2 separate regions of the Homo sapiens genome follow, and region 1 is linked to region 2. The links are chromatin contacts, found by Hi-C or POLR2A ChIA-PET in ENCODE. All regions are on one chromosome and are shown on one strand. Each heading gives the region's core, a stretch centred on a gene start or an enhancer-like site at or near the end of the contact. The rest is flanking DNA. Distances are from core to core; before and after follow the strand shown.

Region 1 (3,811 bases), core at 735-3,234, 79 kb after region 2:
AGAAAACATCATCTGCAGCTGCATGCATGCGGAACTCCAGGTGCCTGGGGTAGAGAAATCTTAGGGAAATGAGCATTTGGTATGGTCATGCCTGTGGTGTCAGACACTGCTGTTAGTTACCCACAGCAGTTCCTCCTCTCTTTCTTGCCTTTTGGCAGAACTTACCACCCACAAAAGGTTAAAACTGCCAGATGGGATTGCTCTCCCAGACTCTCTTGCAGCTAGGAAGGTGTATGTGACCTAGTACTGACCAATGAGATATAGAAGGAAGACCACTGAGGACTTCATGATAAAAAAAATAGAGAGATCAATGAGAAGAAAGTGCCTGCACTTCATTCCTGCTTGGAATTCTGCTGAGGGAACGGAGCACTTGGAACTGCCACAGGAGCCATTAGGCAACCAATGAAAGGGAACATCTCAGACAAGCTGCAGATGACACAGGGAAGAGATGGAATGAGACTGGGCCCATGTTGACTTTGTTGAACTGCAGAACCAACCCTAAGACCTGACTTGTTGTTATTAGATTAAAGCAAAAAAAAAAAAGCACTCTTTTAGTAGGGTGTTTAAAACTTGCAGGTGAAGTCATCACCACTATTTCAAGGGAGACACACATCCCAGCCATGGTGCCCCACCCAAAACCCTGTGATGTGCAGGAATGCTGACTTTGGGAAAAGCAACATGGCTCTTTAACCTGGTTTCAAAATGTAAAGAGGTCTGCTACAGAGATAACACTTCCTGGAAGAAAACTGCTCAGGACCACTAACACGGCTTGTAACTGGAAATTGGTCAGTGCAGTGTAATAAAAAGCCTTAACCTATCTTCACCAGACTCAGATTGGCAATGAAATCTGTTTGATCAATTTGAAAAAAATCAAATGAAAGATCAAATGAAAGATCTTTTACTGCTTTAAAATGCAGTATGATGATAGCAAAGCTTTTAGGCATAGAGTACAGGAGGGAAAGAAAATATATACAAGGATTCCTTGGTGGGGCAAAGGCCATAGCCCTTCATGATCTATCAGCACATGCTGGCACTTGGCCAAAATGAAGAGTTGTCATGCCTGCACTGACCAGAAAAGGAGCAGGACAGGAAGCTCTCCTCATCTTGAGGTGACCTGATGTTTCAGAACACGTGGCACAAGCACCATTACGCTCATCCTTTCCTGGTGACAAACACCATGATGTGAAACCTGCCTGTGAGGTCTGACGAGGGCACCAGTGACAAGGACCCCTCCTAGTCCAACCCCTTACCTTCCAGCACTGGTGCTTGGCGTAGTAATCTCCCTGTGCAATCCACTCCGCAGGAGTTGAGGTCTTAACGAACATGCTATCATCAAAGTCTAAAATGAGAAAGAAAAGTGTGTTTGCTTCTCTGGGCTTTCTTTCACTTAAAACTGTTGTTATGGGCTGAGTTGCATCTCCTCCGCCAGCCATCAAATTCACTTGTTAAAGTCCTAACTCCCGGTACCTCAGAATGTGGCTGCATTTGGAGAGAGATAGGGCCTTTACAGAGGTGACTAGGTTAAAATGAGGCCATTAGGATGGCCCCTCATCCAATCTCACTGGTGTCCTTAGAAGAAATTAGAACACGGGGCGACCCCAGGGGCAAGAGAGCACAGAGGAAAGACCACGTGAGGACACAGAGTGGCTGGCTGCAAACCAAGGAGAGAGGCCTCAGAAGAAACCAACCCTGCCAACACCTTGATCTTGGACTTCTAGCCTTCAGAACTGTGAGAAAATACATCTCTGTTGTTTAGGCCATCTAGTCTGTAGTATTCTGTTATGGCAGTCAGAGCAGACTGACCTGTGTTGTCTTTCTAGTATTCATGTAAGATATATTTTAACTTACCAAACCACATTTGTGAGGTTATTGAAAGGAGGAGGTAGAGGGGAGAAAGGATGTGGTTTGGTTTTTAAGTTTTGGTCTACTTTCCTATTCTATGGCTACAAATCAGAAGACAGAAATTAAAAATTCCTCCTTGAAAACCCAAAGTCAAGTGGCTCTTAGCAAGCTCCCAGGCCAGGGCTTCAGCAAGAAAAAAAAGGTGACAAATTTTACACTATTTCCAAATGTGCAAACTTTGCCCTCATCACAATAAGTAATCTGACACATTCCTATTGGTGGACAGAGACCATTGTCACCACCTGCTGTCCATCCCTTCTGTTATCCTCACTAGCCTGCTGGTGACTATTTCAGCACTGCACCCCACCCCCACCCTGCCACCTGCATCCCCCAGAGTATCACTAGACAATGGGTGACAATCCCTGCAAGTTCTGAGCCACAGATTCATGAAACACACAAAATACAGTGAATACCAGGGTAATACTGGCAGACAAATCAGAGCTGAAGGAATCAGAGACACCTAGGCCAATGGATATCAACAGGGGAGTGAGGCAGACAGGTCAGATTTGTTTAGAAGGTGCAAAAACACGTTAAGCATCACAACCTGATCCCTCCCTGCTCGCCCTCTGCTGGTGCTGTGTAGCAGTACAGTGATGACTTAGCATCTTGTTCTGACTCCGTATGTGCTGCTATGAGTGCCCCTGTGACATTTAATTCCCACGGCAAAACCCCATCCATATTATCTCAAAATAGGGCCAGTGAACTCTGCAGATGCCATGTAAAAGAAACACAAATTACATAATCACCATACTGAATCCAAACACAATGGGAACAGATGCTTTAGAAGACTTTACTATGTACAACTTAAAATTTGTAATTAAGACTGCACTTTTTCTTGCATTCTTAATGCTGCCAAAACATAAAATAAATTGTGATCTGTTTTCATTTTGAATTTTTAAATTTAAAAAAGTCACTTAGCTTCTATGATCTTTGGTTTTTTAGTTTGTTTTTTGTTTTTTGTTTTTTGTTTTAAGATGGAGTCTTGCTCTATCACCCAGGCTGGAGTGCAGTGGCACAATCTTGGGTTACTGCAACCTCCACCTCCCAGGTTCAAGCAATTCTCCTGCCTCAGTCTCCTGAGTAGCTGGGACTACAGGCATGCACCACCACACCGGGCTAATTTTTGTATTTTTAGTAGAGATGGGGTTTCACCATGTTGGTCAGGCTGGTCTTGAACTCCTGACGTCAGGTGATCCGCCCACCTTGGCCCCTCAAAGTGCTGGGATTACAGGCATGAGCCACCACGCCCAGCCATATGATCTCTTATAGTGGATGCCAGAACATACTTGGGGAATAAAGGGGGATGAGCTGAAGGAAAGATTGAGAATGCCCATGCTAGGCCAATCCACTCATTTTCCTTTGGGAGAGAAGGTGGGACCTGAACAAGGTCATGTCATTACACAGGTAGAAAGTTTTTATGAGAAGCTATGTTTTGTTTTTTTAACTCCTAGCCTTTGACTTTTCCCATCACAATAGTCAAGTCTTAGGATAAGAAATCTAATCCTAGTCGCCAACCGAGCCATCAGTAATAACCAGAAATAGCCTCCAAACTGGCTGAGGAATGCTCAGGACAAACCTCTCTCCAGCAGCCAAACTCTGCTCCTTGCTCTACCCTTATAGAAATGAACAATAGCCTTGAGGAGACGACTTGACAACTAACCCTCAAGAAAGACAACAATTTTCTCCTTCATGAAGGGCTGATTATTTCTCTTCTCAGTTATCGTATCAGGAGAACTTCACTTCGTTAGGTAGCCTTTGCAAATTATGAAAAAAAAATACACAATTAAAAAAAAACCCTGCAAATAGCACAGAGGTAAGAAGGTGAAAAGTAAAAAGTGTCCATATCTACTCGACAACCCCATACCCACCAATCCTAGCATGAGAGGTAATCACTATAAACAGTTTTGCA
Region 2 (4,153 bases), core at 523-3,022:
CATGACTCAAAAATCTTTCAAACCTAAATGAAAGGAGTTACAGAACATCTTTCAGAAAACACTTTCTGCCCCTCTTTGTTCTTTCTTCAGTGAAGCAATTTAAATATTAAATTGAAATGCTTTTCTAAAGTTGGGCTGTGAGGCAAACCCAATACTCTTTTCTTTTTTTTTTTCTTCCTGAGGGTCTTGCTTCTTGCTACTTTATCCTAAGGATAAGCACAATGCTTGCCTATTGCTGTAGATGCCTCATTGATCAAGATCATTAGCTCAACATCAGCCCAACAGATCTCCACTGTAAGCAGTTACACAGACACTTCACAGCTCCTAATACAATCATCAAAGTGCAGGGCCACCTAATTAATGCCAAGAGGTTTTATGACAGCCAATGATGAAGGTGGGACCCTGCTTCAATTTAACAGCTGTCATCTTGGACAATACATCAAGGAAAGGAAATGGAATCAACTAGGAGGGGGTGAGGTGGAGGAATGACTAACTGTTAGGATTGAATAACAACGGAGTTCCCTCCACAACTTCTCACACACTTCCCCCCTCCCAGCAGGCAGATACTCTGAAAAGGTGTCCCCAGACGCCTCTGCCAAGGACTGGCACAGCCTTCTCCCTTCCTCACCACACCTCGCCCCCAGGGCCAGACATGGAAAGGAGTGTAAATGTGATCCTATATTTGAAATTAATTGATAGGATATTTCACGAGCTCAGATTTTTTTATATTAATTCCCAAATGCTCTGCCTGTATCCTTTTTCCTAATCATCTTTGGTTCTTCTGTGTTTCTTTAGTTCTAAGGAGGGTTTCTTGTCATTTAGATGGGTCAGAGACCTCTAGAGACCTGGATCCAACTCCAGCTCCGCTGCTATGGAGCCGTGTGACCCTGGGCAAGGCACGAGCTCTGTGGGCCTCAGTTTTCTCATCTGAGAAATGGGGATAATTCCATTCTTTACAGATTTGTGGAGAGGATGAAATACGCTTAACTCTAGGTGAAGCGCTTGGCATGTTGAGTTGCACAATAAATGTCAGCTCCCTCCCTGCGCCTTCTCCCTTCTGCAGCCTCACCGCACCTGCACCTTGAAAGACACCCAGTGCGTTTCCCAGGAAGGGCCCCCCTGCTGGCGAGGGAAATAAAATCAGCTCCGGAGAGCGTTATTCCCCTAGAAAGCAGGTTTCAGGTGGTGTACACCCGCACGCGCGCGCGTTTACACACACGTACACACACATACACACGTACACACACATACACACACACAGTCCTCCGTACACCCACGCGGGGTCTGGCACTGCTGCTACATCCCGCACGGAGCGGGGTCCAGAGTTAGGGCGAATGAGTCCTCCCGCCCCCGCCAAGGTGGCGCCCAGAACGGGTCGGTGCCGGAGCGCACGGTACTCACCCGGGGCAGGCCGCGCCGGGCAGGCTGGGGCTGGCCGGGCCGGGGGCGGCGGCGGCTGCGGGGCTGGAGTGGCGGCGGGCATGGCGCGGCGGCGGGCTCGGGGAGAGCCTGGAGCAGAGGTGGCAGCGCGGGGACGCGGCTCGACGGTCGAGCAGGCGCGGGAAGGCGGGGCGAGACGAGCAGCCACGAGCCCGCGCCGACTCTCCCTCTTCTCTCCCTCCCGCCGCCCGCCGCCCGCCTGCCAGCCCCGCGCCGCGCAGCGCCCGGCGACAGCCACCGGGAACGTCTCCGGGGGCGCGGGACTTAGCAACCGCGCACCAGCTGCAGCCGCCCTCTCTGCGCCGGTCCCGCCATGCGCGCCGCTCCTGGCCCTGGAGGCCGGGCGGGGCCGGGCTTTGAACTTGCTCCCACACCCCCTGCTTCTCCAGTGAGCGCCCAAAGGCGGTCCCGCCTCTCCCCGGTCAGCGGAGTCCAGCCTTTCTGCTCTCCTTCCCCGCGCAGTTCCGCGGTGGAACCTGGCTGCGCTGGGTTTTGAACGTGCGCTTTGCCCCTGTTCTCTGTGGGTGGGTGGCAGCCCAAAGGCGACCCCAGGACCACCAGCCATCCTCGTGCCTCCCTGCAGGGCAGGGGCCAGACTTTCCACACCACTTCCTTCCTCCTATCCCATTCCCGCTCCTTGGATACACTGACCGTAGGTCCCAGGGCCGTTCTACTCTAACACCCTTGTTGCCCCCCAGATTCAGAGACCTGCTTACACTCTGGTCCACACCCATGGTCTCAAAGACTTAGGCTGCAAAACGTTCCTCCAGCCTAGTGGCTTCTTGGTACCATCTGAAGGCAGCTCGATGGCCCCTTGCTTTGTTGTACCTCTTCCCAGCACCACACACCTGTTCCTCATATTTGCAGGTCCCTCAGGTCTGCAGTGCGGGGTCTGGGGACCCATATTCCCGGGTACTGACTCCCAGATCTCTCCTGCGTCAGATAATAAATTCACTGGATCAGCCATACCCTTCTCTCCACAGGGCCGTTGACATGATTACAGAGTGGTCTGGCTTTTGCCTTTATCAATCAAGTCACAAAGTGGTCTTGTCTGTTGGGTCTGATGTTGCTGTTCTGTGAAATTGTTTATGCTCAACAGAACGCCAAGGCCGAGCTGATAGAACCAGACCAGCTCCCAGATGGCAGGGGCTGTCTTTCTCTTTATCACACATAACAAGAAGCCTGGAAGAAGGCTCCTCTGTGTGTGTTCAGCTGCTCAGGGATGACGTTAAGGACTCAGTCTCTTTCCATGATTCCACATGGCCACCTTCAACATCTTGCCTTTTCTCCTCAGACTTGTTGCCTCAAGGTTCCAAAATGGCTGCAACAGCCATGCCATGATGCTGCTGTGCAAAAAATAACTCCTGGTTCTAGCTGGTTTGTTGGCCAGGTACTCTGAAGTCATCATCAAGGACAGTTTTCAGCAATCCAGTTCACCAATGGTGAACACAACAAATGCCCTGCCTTCAAGTCACTCACCTTCTAGTAGGGGGAGACAGATAATAAAATACACAAGTATGGTGATAAATAGTATGAAGAAAAATGAACCAAGAAAAAGGGAATGTGATTATGTAAGTTGAGTGGTTGGGAAAGGTAACATTTGAGTAAAAACCCGAAGGAAGAACCTATTGGAAATCTCTCTGGGAGACAAGTGTCCTTGAGATACTTACACACTTTCTTTTTAAAATCACTTACTTTTCTCTTTAACAGCCACTCTTCCTGGCCCTATCACCTATATTTTAGGAGAAAATAAAAGTTAAATAAACTGAGTTTTAGTAAAAAGGTTTAAGCTTTGTAAAGGAGAGATCAGATGACTTGTGTTTTCTTCCTTGCAAAAGCAGCAATCTCACAGTGTTTAATTATTGGCTGGATTATCATGATTTAAATACGAACTAGATATACACATATCAAGCAATCACAATGAACACCTTAAGTTATCAGATTACTTCACAAGAGTGAGGGATATATCTTGTTGAATATTGGCAAAGAAATTGCTAATTGCCTACTCAACACCTATTTTCATTTCTGATCCGGTATTTTAAAAAAAATGTTTTTTAGCTAAGCATACTACCACCTGCAATTTAAAAAAAATACATTTTCTAGCCTCCCTTGCAGCAAGGAGTGATGATATGAAAAGTTTCTGGCCAATGAAATATAATTGTAAGTGTTGTATTGGATTTTCAGTAGATGCCTTAAAGATGCTGATTTGGCTGACAGATGCACTCCTTTGTCCCTTTTCCTTCGTCCTGGAATCCAGGTATAATGATGTGGTAGGTGAGATTATTAATTTCAGTTATTCACTCCATTCCTCAATTGAATTGGACAATCCACCCTTTATGGTACTTGGAGTGTGTTTCCCTGTACCTTGACTTTAGGCTTGGCCATCTTTCTTTTTCTTTCTTTTCTTTTTTGTTTTGTTTTGTTTTTAACTTTAAACAATTTTTTATTACACAAAGGTTGTCACATAATTGGATATTTCTCTACTTTGTACATAATTATTCTCACCCTCCACAGAAAGTCTGCTTAACTTCTCATCTGGTGGTGGCAAGCACTAAAATCCTGATTTTAACAGAATAGTAGTAAAAATGCCTCAGTTATTTAAGTTGAAGGCAGTACATTGGTACATGACTCTTGTACCCAATATCAGGAATGTACAAATGTCTTTTTATTCAAAAATACAAAATAAAGTATTGATAGGCATGGACAATGACAG

The links. Hi-C counts contacts between places; a loop is a spot of excess contacts on that map. ChIA-PET counts read pairs that join two places held with the same protein, here RNA polymerase II (POLR2A). Pooled maps may share reads with other maps.
Region 1: a loop to region 2 is called in a pooled map, with 2.7 times the contacts of the local background. The contact joins the enhancer-like site here to the promoter of DCLK3 in region 2. A Hi-C loop is called at or near these places in 2 of 168 maps with a recorded cell type or tissue (Right ventricle myocardium inferior and astrocyte of the cerebellum), 1 of 37 single-sample maps with no recorded cell type and 3 of 50 pooled maps. POLR2A ChIA-PET finds 5 or more read pairs at or near these places in 1 of 52 experiments (activated T-cell).

The regions. Positions count from the first base shown.
Region 1 is chr3:36,841,372-36,845,182 of GRCh38, forward strand. TRANK1 (tetratricopeptide repeat and ankyrin repeat containing 1) reads right to left here. Exons shown (of 24, transcript NM_001329998.2): 18 at 1,251-1,339. Among named protein-coding and RNA genes, the nearest start is that of LINC02033, 21 kb to the left of the region's middle. Within about 2 kb of position 1,985, at least 2 of the 41 ENCODE cell types and tissues checked have a DNase peak (open chromatin) inside an H3K27ac peak, as active enhancers do.
Region 2 is chr3:36,762,781-36,766,933 of GRCh38, forward strand. It overlaps DCLK3 (doublecortin like kinase 3), which reads right to left and starts at 1,773. Exons shown (of 5, transcript NM_001394672.2): 1 at 1,402-1,773. The coding sequence starts at 1,483. It also overlaps the pseudogene HSPD1P6.